Linked DNA regions of Mus musculus: region 1 is linked to region 2. A link is a contact called in ENCODE POLR2A ChIA-PET data. All regions are on one chromosome and are shown on one strand. Each heading gives the region's core, a stretch centred on a gene start or an enhancer-like site at or near the end of the contact. The rest is flanking DNA. Distances are from core to core; before and after follow the strand shown.

Region 1 (6,341 bases), core at 314-2,813, 84 kb before region 2:
CTTCTTCTTCTTCTTCTTCTTCTTTTTTTGGTTTTTCGAGACAGGGTTTCTCTGTATAGCCCTGGCTGTCCTGTAACTCACTGTAAACCAGGCTGGCCTCAAACTCAGAAATCTGCCTGCCTCTGCCTCCCAAGTGCTTGATTAAAGGCGTGCTCCACCACTGCCCGGAGACTCTTTCTTTTTAATAAAGCACAACATATGGGTTTGCTGCCTTGCCTGGTAAAGAGGCTTTGCAGATGGGAACAAGTGAAGGATGGGAGTGGGGCGGACATTCTAGGGGTGGCCAGCTTCTGCCCAAGCCCTGGAGTTCCTCTTGCCAGTACACTCCCCCAAGTCCTGCATCACATGCTCCAGTGCACTGCTGTCTCTGGTCCTCTACCCGCATGCCTACCGTCTCTGTCTCTGTGACCCACTGGTTCCAAGTCCCTTGACTGATTGATACCTGAGCCCCGGGAAACTGACCTCCAGGGTCTGTATGTGGGAGACTTCTTAGAACAAGGCCATGGCGGATAAAGGGAAGACAGTCTAAGAATAGTCCAGAAGGCCTGGGCCCTTAGATTAGGGCCTGTGTTTCAAGAGTGACTCCAGAGGTTGGAGGCTAGCCCTGCTGACCTTGGCTGTGGGTCAGAGGCAGTAGAGTGCAGGCTCCCCACCTCCCTGCCGCCAGGCAGCTGATCAAACACTGGAGTCAGTACTGCGGCCCTGGCTGCGAGGTTGAGGAAGGCCAGGGAGGAGATGGAAAGACAGAGAAGAAGAACAAAGTTTGGGACGCAGGGTATCAGGGGAAGAGAGTGGATGCAGAGTTTCTGGGAAAGCAGAGTCATCTGACCAGCCCTGTGGTTCCACAGGGCTCTAGGGACTTTGCAGAGGACAAGGCCCTGCCCTCAAGGAGAGCAAACCTCCCCTCCCCACACCAGGGGGACAGGTAAGGACTGACCAGAGTGACCATGGATGGCCTCTCAGCTGCCAACAGAGGCCATGAAGGGGGGGGGGCGTGTGTCTAGTGAAGCCCGAGGCAAGGGACGCAGGAAGAAGAGAGAAGAGACTTAGGAGAGTCAGAGTCCCAGGCTGTCTGCATGCATGAGACCAGCCCAGAGCCGGGGAAACCAGACAGAGCTGCTGCCCTCCCTCCTAGGTATCCATGCACCCCCACCCCCACCCCACCCCACCACCCCACCCCCGCTACTGGTTGACTTTCTTGGTTCCTCCCCTACGGAGAGTCAGACCCAGAAAACCTACCCAGTTCCCCAGACCCCCTGGTGCCCTGGGACCTCTCCAGGCTGCGGTTTTAGTAAACAATTTGGCTCCTTCTGGAGCCTGGGAGAAGAGGCTTCGGCCCCTTCCTTCTTAGTGGGGCTAAGAAATTCTTCGCATTCCCAGTGAAGAGGGCTGGGCTTTTCTTCCTGGTCAGCACCAGCAAGACCCACAGGAGCCGTGTGAAGAAGGAACTTGACACCCCTCCCAGGCTCTCAACGCCCTCCCTGCTGTTGGTCAGTCGCCCCTCAGAACTGCACAGGGCAACCCCGGGCCTGCCAGAAGAGGTCTGACCCCATCGAGCCCTGGGAGTTGGGAGCTGGAGGAGGAAGAGGGGGAGGGGGGTCATCCACAGAACAGGCCTGGCCGGATGCCGGCTATCCTCCTCCAAATGTCCAGGCTAGTCTGGCATTAAGGGGGTATTCCATCCTTATACGAGTGGGAGAGTGAAGGCAGCGTCAGGGAGTGTGATAGAGGGTCACTTATGCTGTGACCTCAGGAAAGGGAGCCTGGAGCTCAAGCACAGGGTGGGGCACTTCGTTAGCCAGCCACACCAGCATATATCCTCACACAGCCTTGTGATTGTGACTGCATAAATCACAGGTGAAATCAGAGAGGGTAACTAACTTATGCAAGGACACACAGCAGATAAGTGCAAAGCTGCGTTCGGACACCAGAATGTCTGAATTTAAGCAGGAGGTTCGGTACCCCTGGGGAAGGGGAAGGGAAAAGTACCAGCCTGGCTAGATCAGTGAGACAAGGAGGCTCAGGGCTGTGGCTTAGATGGGAGGGGAGGGGAGGCCACAGGAAGCTAGGCAGCCAGGCAGGTCTGCAGGGCCAGGCCAGGTGGACTCCAAGAGGACACAGTGACGAGTGTCCCTTGTCGAGTGTCTGGTTTTCAGAGCTTCTGTGCTTTGGAAAGGTGGTTTACTAGTGGGAGGCTGACTGAAAAGATAAGCCAACTTCTAAAACCCTTCTGTAAGGTTTCAGGATGGCCCTGTAATCAGAAAGGGGTCAGTGGGTACTCAGATCTCTGCAGTGAGATGCACAGCAGCTTGCTCTGGGCAAGGATAGGGAGAGCAGGCATACTGGGGCAGAGTCTGGGAGTCTTGGTTCTACCTAAGGGCCTTAAACTCGGCTCTGCAAGCAGTAAGACTCTGGGCAGCTCACAGGACCACCCTGAGCCTCCAGGAACCATATGCAGAGAGTGTTAGGGAGTCACCCTGACTCCACAATTTAGCCCTCACTTGCTGACTCATGCCAATGACCCAGAGCCACGCCTTATTAAAGCCTGTTACGGGGACTTTTTTTTTTTTTTTTTACAATCTGCGGAACATAATCACACAGTTAATGTTATTTGATCCTTACACAAACCAAGAAGCCAACGGGGCATGAGTCATCTTCTAGATGAAGAGATGAAGAAACAGAGGTTCTGAGTGGAGCTGTGGTGGTCTGATAAGCTTGTCTCAGGGTGTAGCATTATTAGGAGGTGTGGCCTTGTTGGAGGAAGTTGGGCTTTGAGACCCTCCTCCAAGCTACCTGAAAACAGCCTTCTGGAAGCCTTTGGAAGAAGATGTAGAAGTCTCAGCTCCTCCAGCGTCATACCTGCCATGATGCTGCCATGCTTCCCACCATGATGATAATGAAAACCCTAAGACACCAGGATTCTCTTGTCACCAGGGAGCAACAAGGCTCCCACCCTGGTCATTAGGCTCCCTTCTCAGGCTCCTCTCCCTCTCACACCAAGGGTGTGTTTTCTAGTGTCAATCGGCACTACGCAGCTCGCTGTGTGACCCAGAATTCTGGTTAAAATCCAAATAACAATAAAAGATAACAAGAAGAGGCTGGAGAGATGGCTCAGGGGTTAAAAGCACTGACTGCTCTTCCAGAGGTCCTGAGTTCAATTCCCGGGAACCACATGGTGGCTCACAACCTTCTGTAATGGGATCGGATATCTTCTTCTTGCGTACAGGTGTACCTGCAGATAGAGCATGTAGTCTCTCTCTCTCTCTTTCTCTCTCTCTCTCTCTCTCTCTCTCTCTCTCTCACACACACACACACACACACACACATACACTAAATCTTTTAAAAAGATAAGAATTATAAAAAGACAGTGATGCAGCCTGTAATTCTAGCACTTGAGAAGCTGAGGCAGGAGGATCTCAAGTGTTTCATTATGATAACTATTTTTATCTTATGTTATGTGCTCGAGTGTTTGTTTCACTTGCATGATGCCTGTGCACCACATGTGTGCCTGTCTGGTACCCACAGAAACCGGAAGGAAGCATCCCCTAAGCAGCTCTAGCCCAGTGGTTCTCAGCCTTCCTACGGCCCTGACCCATTAATACAGTTCCTCCTGCTGTGGTGACCCCCACCATGAACTTACTCTGTTGCTACTTCGTAAGTGTAACTTTGCTACCGTCATAAGTTGTGATGTAAATATTTGATCTGCAGGATATCTGATAGGAGACCCCCTGTGATAGGTTCGTTCCACCTACAGGATGAGAGCCATTGCTTTAGAGTTACAGACAGTAGTGAGCTATGGTTTGGGTTCTGGGACTCAAACCTGGGTCCTCTGGTAGAGTTTTCTCTCCAGTCTGTGGATCACTACATACTGACTTCAAGACAGTACAACCCTTGTCTCAAAAAGCTAAGTGGAGCTGGGCCTGTAGCTCAGTGGCTTGCCTCACGTGTGTAAGGATTTGGGTTCAATCCCCAGCACTTCCAAGAAGATAACTATAATAATTATAAGAGAACTAACTAGACCCAGAGGCCCACCCACCGTGTGGCCCACTTCCAGCAGGAGCATGTGCGATTATATTGTGGAGAGGCAGGAGAGACAGTGAAGTGGAGCAGTTGGAGCACTATGAAGAGAGGAAGAACTGGAAACACAAAGGTGGTAAGGAACCGGCTTAATGTGAGTAGCCTGCGATGCCACCTGAGGCCGTGAAGTCAAACCCCATGCTGACACTGAGGTGCCATGTCTGGGCCTGTGGCCAGGCAGCAGCCGGGGTTTACGTTGACGTCTATGGCCCATGTTACCACCAAAGACCAGATGGACGTTCCTGGCCTGGGCTGCCTCCTGGACCATGTTGGTATTCAAGGGCTGTGCAGAGCTGGCCCTGCTCCTCATGGGTTGTGGCACTTGGAGAGCAGGTCCTGCACTTGCCTGGGAAGCACAGTAGAGTTGGGCCTGGTGGCTGGGTGCGGTTGAGATGCCCCAAGGGTATGAAATTTGGAGAGCTGGCCCTGCCCCACACTGGCTGCAGCTGTGGCACTGGGTGAGCTAATCAGGGCAGTGCTGGAGAACTAGCCCTGGTGGTAAGGGTGTGGAAGAGTTGGCAGGCAGACCAACTCAGCTACCACCCAGGCCCAGATCCAGGGCTTTGAGTTGGTCCACCCCAACATCTATCTGTAACCCCATCTGTAAACTGCTGGAGCACGTGAAGAGGCTGGTCCTGCAGATCCAAAACTACAGGATCTCCATGACACGGGGCAGCAACAGGAGAGGTGTCCCAGTGAGGTTCCAGTATTGATGGTGTAGCAGAAACCAGAAGCCTCGTACCAGACCAATGAGTCAATGAACAGACAGACAGATAGACAGACAGAACTAACTGCCTTTGCAGAGCTTTCACTCCCGTCACCTGTTTCCAGCTTTTTCCATGGTGTCCTTCTGTCTGTGAAGCCGGTGATGTTTTTCTCATCCTACGCATGCATGACATTTCAGGCCACATACCTGGGAGAGGCTGAGCTGAGCTTCCATTTGAAACCAGTGTTCTCACCCCAGGACCCTCGCACCCAGGTAGCCTTTCTCATGGTCTCACCTCGGTTGCCCCATGAATGCGAGCAATCCAGGCCTTACCTTGGTGCTCCTTGACTCCTCCCACAACCCTCAGCATTTTGTGTTGTGAATAGCCAAGGCCCCACAAATTGATAAAGGGAATTAAATACCATTGTATTTTTATACATTATCCTGGTAATGTTGTGGGGAGGGTGGGAGGGGGGATTGTGATGACTACAGACTGAGATGTTCAAGAGTCATCTTCAATGCTAGAGATTGACCCAGGACCTCACACATTCTAGGCTGAGCAAGCCATGGAATTCGAGGCTGTGAGCAGCACCCCTCCATGGTCTCTGCTTCAGTTTCTGCCTCCAGGTTGTGACCTGAGGGTTCTAAGCTAGAAACAAACCCTTCCCTCCCCAAGTTGCTTTTGGTTATGGTCTCTATCACCCTCATAGACACCTAATACCAGGGATATTACTTGATTTTTATCTGTAGAGATATATTCACCAACATGGACTTTGTTTTGTCCCTGCTGATAGCAACTAGACTCAATAAGTTCAAAGAAACAATGGAATGCCTTGTTGGCTCACATCAAAGCAGCATCCTGGGGTTAGATCTTTATTTTCGGTGTAACGGGAAAGAGGTACTCAAGAGTGATAGCGTGTCTCCCTTCTATGAGTGCCAGGCTGAGGTCCACCCTTCTTCCACAATGGTGCGCAGATGGCCTGGAGATATAGTGCTAGAGCCTGTTTGACAAAGGTGGGGGGAGGTTCAGAGTTAACTCTGGAAGCAGGAGCTTGGGCTACCTCTTCAGCCTTGAGCCTCTCCATGAAAACTGGGTGAATGACAAGTTCTGATTGGCTGACTCCAAGGTTGTGTGTCAAACCCTGGATTTCCCAGAGCAAAGGCTGCTTCACAGAAGTGAAATGTACCAGAGTGGGGCAGGGGGATTGGTTTCCCACTTGGAAATGGGATAATGTAAGAGGAAAAAGAAAGAGATGCTGAGGAAGCCAAAGGCAGCCTGCCTATTCTACCAAAGAAGACACAGCCAGGTGGTTATATTGGAAGAGGATGAATAAAGAGGAAGGGATGATGGGCCCATGGCTTTATGGGAGAAGGGGTGATGGCTCTGTGGCCAGTTGCAGCAGAATAGGTGGCCACAGGCTCAGTGGCTTAAAGCAACCAACATTGCTGTACTGGCTAGTTTTGTGTCAACTTGACACAGCTGGAGTTATCACAGAGCAAGGAGCTTCAGTTGAGGAAATGCCTCCATGAGATCCAACTGTAAGGCATTTTCTCAATT
Region 2 (6,194 bases), core at 1,790-4,289:
GTTTTTGGTGTTCAGATAGTAGAGATTGGGAGTGGGGGTGGGGGTTATAGTCTGTTCATAGTCTTGTCTGTACACCTTCACCTGGTCCAGAAATACAGTAGTAGGTGTATTTCTGAAAGGTGAGGGAGTGCCACTGTGCTCCTATGGCCTGCTCTTCTTGGCAGCCTCCAGCATACCTCTTAGTAGACTGGCAAGATTGCTGGAGGCCCCAGCATTTTCAAGGCGGCGTCCCCAGCCTCATGCTTCTAACGGATGCTTCTGAGCTTATTGGGTGGGGTGGGGCAGCGGGGTGTGCATTTGTCATGGGTAGTGGGCACTCATGTGGTTTTGGATTTCCAGGCCAGAAACCTGTTGGAGATGCCTGTGCCAGGTGGGCTGCCATCGAGAACGTTTTGTCTCAGCTTTGCTGGCAGAGAAGTGGGAAGAGTCCAATTTTGCTGGTGCATCTGGCCCAGAGAAAGCTTGTTTAGGGCTTTGCTTGCTTCAGCACAGTGCAGGTCATCTCTGGAGCTTTGTTCTAATCACCCAGGCAGGGAGGGCTGCCTGAAGAGTGTAGGTGTGGGCCCAAGTCCATCATCTGTCTAGTGGGCATTGCTGCTCGGTGAGCTACCTGTGTGTCCAGGACCACGCTCTGTGTTTGGGGGACCATGGCAAAGGGCTTCCTTCCTTCCTTCCTTTTTTTTTAAGATTATTTATTTCATGTATATGAGTACACTGTAGCTATTTTCAGACATACCAGAAGAGGACATCAAGTTCCATTACAGATGGTTGTGAGCCACCATGTGGTTGCTGGGAATTGAACTCAGGACCTCTGGAAGAGCAGTCAGTGCTCTTAACCACTGAGTCACTCTCCATCCCCCAAGGGGCTTCCTTCCTAAAGGGTTGTCCGTTGGAGTCTGCTAGAAGACCTCTGCAGCCTGTCTACAACCTCTGCTAATCAGTAGGAAGTGGTATTTCACACCCTCTCTTCTCGCCTTTCTGTCTGCTTCCCAAGCCTGTCACCCAAGCTGTGATCAGGCTGTGGAGATGGCATCAGAGGCTCTCATCGTGAGTGGCCGTGGCCTTTGCATAGAGGTTGGTTGGACCCAGCCTGTTGGTGCTTTTACTGGGACAAAGGCCTGAGTTCTCTCAGTCAAATCATCAGGTCCCTCAGGATCTGTGGCCTTATCCCCAGGCCACTCTAAGGCCTTCCCACCTCTAGCTTTGAACTGGAGCCCCATATTTCACATGCTTTGCAAAATCCTTTGTGCCGTGGCTTCCTGAAGTCTAGATGGGGTTGAGAGGTGACGCTGGAGTTTCAGTGTCTGCTCAGGGTGAGCCAGTCGCCTTGCCTACACAGTAAGCCGTCCTCAGGTCTGCTGTGCAATTTTCTCCAGAGCACATTCGCAGGGGGCTGCCTGTCAGAGTGCTGACTTGGGTAGGCATGTTTGCCTGCCTTGACATTTGCTTCTCAGCTCCAGAGAACCCAGTGGACCTGGAGATGAGCTCCCTCAGGGAGGCACTCAGCCAGTTATGGCCTTGTGACAGTTCCTCCAGGGAGGTACACTCTCTGAGCCCAGCCATGAGTCAGTTGTAGTAGCTGCCTGCACCCTTCCTCCTGTACTTCCTGTCTGGCTGATGTCACCACTGTGCTAGTAGTCTCAAGCCTCACAGCCTTTTATGGACAAGAATCAGCCATTGCTCCTCTGACAGGAAGTGAGCCATAGTGTGTCTGCTCCCCTCCCCCAGTGTGTAGGACTCCAAATGCCTGGGATGAAACACCTGCCCAGGCCTCAGGTGGTCTTCTGAGTTGGCTAGAAACCTGTCCACTCAGGGTGGCCACATCAGCTCTGATGTCATTCTGTGGACCCAGCCTTGGGGCTTCTGGGTTTAAATATATATAGTCAGGGGCAGCAAGAGCTTGACTGCTGAGTGTTTAACTCATGCAAGCCTTATTTATTTATTTATTTATTTATTTTGCGGTTCTGGAAGGTTCTGCTAGGAGCTTGGTGATGTAGTGTGGGGGTGGCTAAGGAAAGAGTTCTGAGTAGGCCTCAGGCATTTATTGCCACAGGTCTTCAGAACAGACCCTGCTCATTCCAGAGGTCAAGGGCAGGGCTAATGACTTCCTTTCTAACTGCTCTGGGTGTATGGACCAATAGTAGTCAAACTGCTCTCTGCCAGCCAATGTCCCCTGCTCCAGGGCTTTGTCAAGATTCTGACTGAGGAAAGGCTGTGGCTGTTGAGAGTTCTAGAGACCATGGCTGAGACTCACAGCCCTATCTCAGCCCACATCCTCTGAGATGGGGTCCTGGTGGTTCAGAGCCTGTGTCTGAATAAGGTTATGCTGGTGGCTGTTACCTTCCAGGTCCCAGGGTAGAAAAAAGACAAAAGGGCATTTCAGATAAACTGTTAGACCGCATAGGACCAAGTATGGACTTGGGCAGAAATAAATGGCTTCCGGAGGCCTGTGAGTGTACTCAGCCACAGAGATGACAGTGTGAGGCAAGGTTATTGAGTGCTGGGTGCGCACGCATGTGCGTGTTTGTATATGTGTGTGTGTTTGTCCCCATGTGTGTGTCCATGTCCCTAACTGAACACATAGGATGGCAGGCAGCAGAATGAGCTGGCTTAGGCCTACCACTTGCTGGGACTTCCTTATCTGTAAGGGATGCCCTGAGCTCAGGAGCAGATTTCAAACATAGTGCTGTGAAAGAGTCACCCGCCTTTCCTGAGTGCTGAGGGTGTCCTTTGGCCACCCAGGAGGTCAGGTGTCAGACTGCAACTTCCAGAAAGTGTTGGAAGGCTCTTGAGGCTTTAGAGGCTGTGTGAGTCACTCTAAGCAGGTGGCTTCTCCGTGCTCAGTGTTGGGGGCCTTACTCAGGTGGAGGAGGAGGCCTCTTGGTAGGGCATCTCTGAAAGCAGTGGCTCAGCAGGGTCTGAGGAAGCAGGTTGGGATTCCTCCGAGCCTGTGTTTGGGCTGCAATGGCAGCGGAGAGGTCAGGTCAAGGGGCAGAGCTAAGGGTCCTAGGTAGGCAGAGGTCTCATGAGTCTGGCTCCGAGCTTTAAGCTTTTGGAGCACATGCAGGCCTGTATGTGTGTGTACATAAGTATATAGCATGCTGTGGATCTATTTACACACAGGAGTCTGTGTAGGTGCTGCTTTGTGCACTGAGTTCCTGCTTGATGTCTGTGCACATATTCTTGTGCACCAGGGCACACACTCTGTGCGTCTGCCTACATGTCTCTGCTTTTGTGCATGTGTGTCCGTGTGGGTTGGCTACCCTGCTTCCTGTTCAGTAGTGAATAATTCTCTGACTCCTCCTCACGTAAAGGAATTCCAGTCATCCAGGGCCTGGGCCTGGACAGCCCTGGGAAACAGTGCCTTCTGAAAGGAATGGAGAATGTTTCCTTTTATGGTAGCACCAGGCACTTTCTGCTCGTGCCTCGCCAGCACAGGCAGGTACATTCTTGCCTGCTCCGGAGCGGTGACTAAACATGCCCGCCTGCAGCCACAGCTGGGGCCGACCACAGGGAGCTGCTGGGGGAGGGCAGGGCCTGGGATGACAGAGATGCTTGCTTCAGCTTCGCGGGCCACACTGCTGTTGGGGAAGAAGGGGTGGAACCAGCTCTCCTCTAGCCTGGCCCCAGCCCCTCCTGCCATCTCACCCAGGCTCTGCTCCACTCTGGCTCAGTCCTTGTCTGGCAGCCTTGAAGAATGCATTTTGGGGAGTGGGGGGACAGGGTGAGGGGAAGGAAGGTTGAGTGCCCCCTTCTCGACTTCTGTCTGAGTAGTTCTCAGGGAGGTGGGGTGGTATTGGTGTGAGTGGGATGATGGGGCTCCCATTCCAAGATGGTTTCCTTTTTTCTTGTTTTTTTTTTTGGTTTTGGTTTGTCAGCTTTATGGTTCACCCTGCCTGGCCTTAGTCCACAGCAAATGGTTCTGCTGCGGCTCCCAAGTGCCTGGCTTGGTGGCTATTTCTTGGGAGATTAGAATGAAGGCTGCAGCTGGGGGCAGAGGCAGCTGCTGCCTGTGTGGGAAGTAAGGCTTCCTGTTCCTGCTTCCTGCATGAGTCCTGATAGAATAGGGATGGCTGTGTGTCCTCAGCACTGTGTGCTGCTGAGATTGGGCCGGCTAGAAAGCTCACCTACAGGAGGGCGGGTGATCTGCCCGGTCAGTCTGCCATTGGACGACTAAGTCTATGTCCCAAGGCCATGCACACAGAAAGCTATGAGTCATTCACCCTTGTCACATGGGGTCCTGAGCCTGTGAGAGAGCAGGAGTGCCAGCATGATGGCCAGTGGCCACCAGTGCCCCTGACCGGTTCTCCTGCTCCCTCATCTCCTCCTTGGGTCACGGCTGCTCTGTCATCGAGATGACAGTGGCCTCCTAGTTTACTGTACTCACAGGGTCAGCACCAGGTTTGTTTTGTGTGTTATATTTATCAAAATAATCATGAAGTAGGGTGGATAGCCAGTGTATGCTGTGCTGTGAAGCGTCACCATCAGGTACCTCACTGCGGTTCTGATGTTGCCAAACTGCCGGGGGCTGGGTCCAACTGCTTTAATTAACTGTACGGTTTGAGGTTGGCGTATTTCCTGGAGCTTGACCATCTTAGCTTAGCTTTCAGAGTGCAGGGAACTGTGGTTGTCCCTCCATGCAAAGGAGAACATTCCTATTTCTTCTTGCTGGATTTGTGAAGCTAGGGTGGCTGTTGGAAGTCCCCGCCACTGGTGCAGAGAGCAGGCTGTCCCAGGTGCATGCCGGAAGCTGCCATTCCTCCGTGGCTCCCTCTGTCCTGTCATCACCGTGCCTTACATGAGCCAAGCACCATGTATGTGGATTCACATGTGTCCCTTTACACGTGCTGCCTCACAACACAGAGAAGTGCATGGGGCTCAGAGAAGGCCACCATCTCTGGTCTTAGACTCTGCGAGGCAGTGGCCCACACTGGGACTGTCCCATTGCAAGCTAGGCCTGCCATGCTGCCTGCTCTGATTTCTGGCCCCTTAAACAGTATTCCTTGCGTAAATGTGGTCAGTGTTGCAGGTGCCTGCCATGGACATTTTTTCCTGATATTCACGGGATGGAGTGGGCAGGGCAGGGGTGTGCAGCCAGAGCTGGGGGCAGGCAGCTGCCTGGGGCTCTGCCATTGTAGGTGTCCCTCATCTGAGGCTGTCCACAGTCAGCCCAGGTTGGAGGCCTGGGAGGGTCCTTTCAGAGAAGCATTTAAGTCTTTTGTTCCTTATCTTGGCAACTCTTGGGATGGGAAGGGAGAGGTGTTTTCCTTCTTATCCAAGGTAACCTGGTGTCCTCTTTGTTGCAGACCGGGAAGATCAGTCCATCCTGTGCACGTAAGTGTTTGTGAGAGGGAGAGGGAGGGAGTGTGTGTGTGTGTGCATGTGCGTGCGTGAGTGTACGCATGTGTGTGTATGTGTGTGTGCACGAGTGTGCGTGTGCGAGTGTACCCATGTGTGTATGTGTGTGTGCGCGCGTACGTGTGGGTGTGTGTATGTGTGTGCATGCGCACCCGCGTGTGTGTGCGCGTGCATGTGTGTGCGCGTGTGCGTGTGTGTGCGCGTGCGTGTAGTGGTGGTGTTTATTGCTCTGATGATTTTGTTTGTGGTGCTGGGTTTGAGCACATTCACCCCTGCTCTTATTCTGTCAAAAGCAGGTTGATAAGCTCACTCCTAGTTCAGGCCCCTCCCCTCCCTGAGACAGGACTCAGAGCTATGCCTGGTGCTCTCAGGGAGCTTTGTGTCACAACCAAGGCCTTTGTCAGCCCTCCTCAAGTACTGAAGTGTGGGTGGGTGGGTGTGACAGCAGAGGAGGAACGCAGGCTCCAGCACGAGCCACCAGTAGGCTTTCCCAGACCCCAGCATGCCTTCTGACTCTGATTTGGTCTGATATGGCTACTTTCCGTCTTACTAAGGAGGTGGGAGTTCATGGAGCAGAAATTGCCTCCCAGAGATGTTTCAAGGGAGCACATATAAGTGTCTTTGGCTCCCAGGTCAACCGCTGCCTCCTTGACGGCTAAACAGTTGGGTCTGGAGGTTGCCAAGTGACCAGGGTGGGCAGTGGATATGAGTCACTTGGCTTTTGTTTGGCTCTGGTGGGCCATGGGAAGCAGACTGAGAGAAGATTCCCGAGTATCACATTCGGTCTGTTGTTCCTTTCTCTTCATGTTGGCTCCCTCATGGGTACCCACGGAAGG

The links. ChIA-PET counts read pairs that join two places held with the same protein, here RNA polymerase II (POLR2A).
Region 1: POLR2A ChIA-PET joins it to region 2 with 42 read pairs in Patski. The contact joins two enhancer-like sites. POLR2A ChIA-PET finds 5 or more read pairs at or near these places in 4 of 5 experiments (Patski and embryonic stem cell).

What each region holds. Positions count from the first base shown.
Region 1 is chr15:77,878,121-77,884,461 of GRCm38, reverse strand. No RefSeq gene overlaps it. Among named protein-coding and RNA genes, the nearest start is that of Myh9, 39 kb to the right of the region's middle. Within about 2 kb of position 1,563, at least 2 of the 3 ENCODE cell types and tissues checked have a DNase peak (open chromatin) inside an H3K27ac peak, as active enhancers do.
Region 2 is chr15:77,796,141-77,802,334 of GRCm38, reverse strand. Myh9 (myosin, heavy polypeptide 9, non-muscle) reads left to right here. Exons shown (of 41, transcript NM_022410.3): 4 at 5,307-5,334. Among named protein-coding and RNA genes, the nearest start is that of Myh9, 43 kb to the left of the region's middle. RefSeq lists an enhancer at 1,036-4,575. Within about 2 kb of position 3,039, at least 3 of the 3 ENCODE cell types and tissues checked have a DNase peak (open chromatin) inside an H3K27ac peak, as active enhancers do.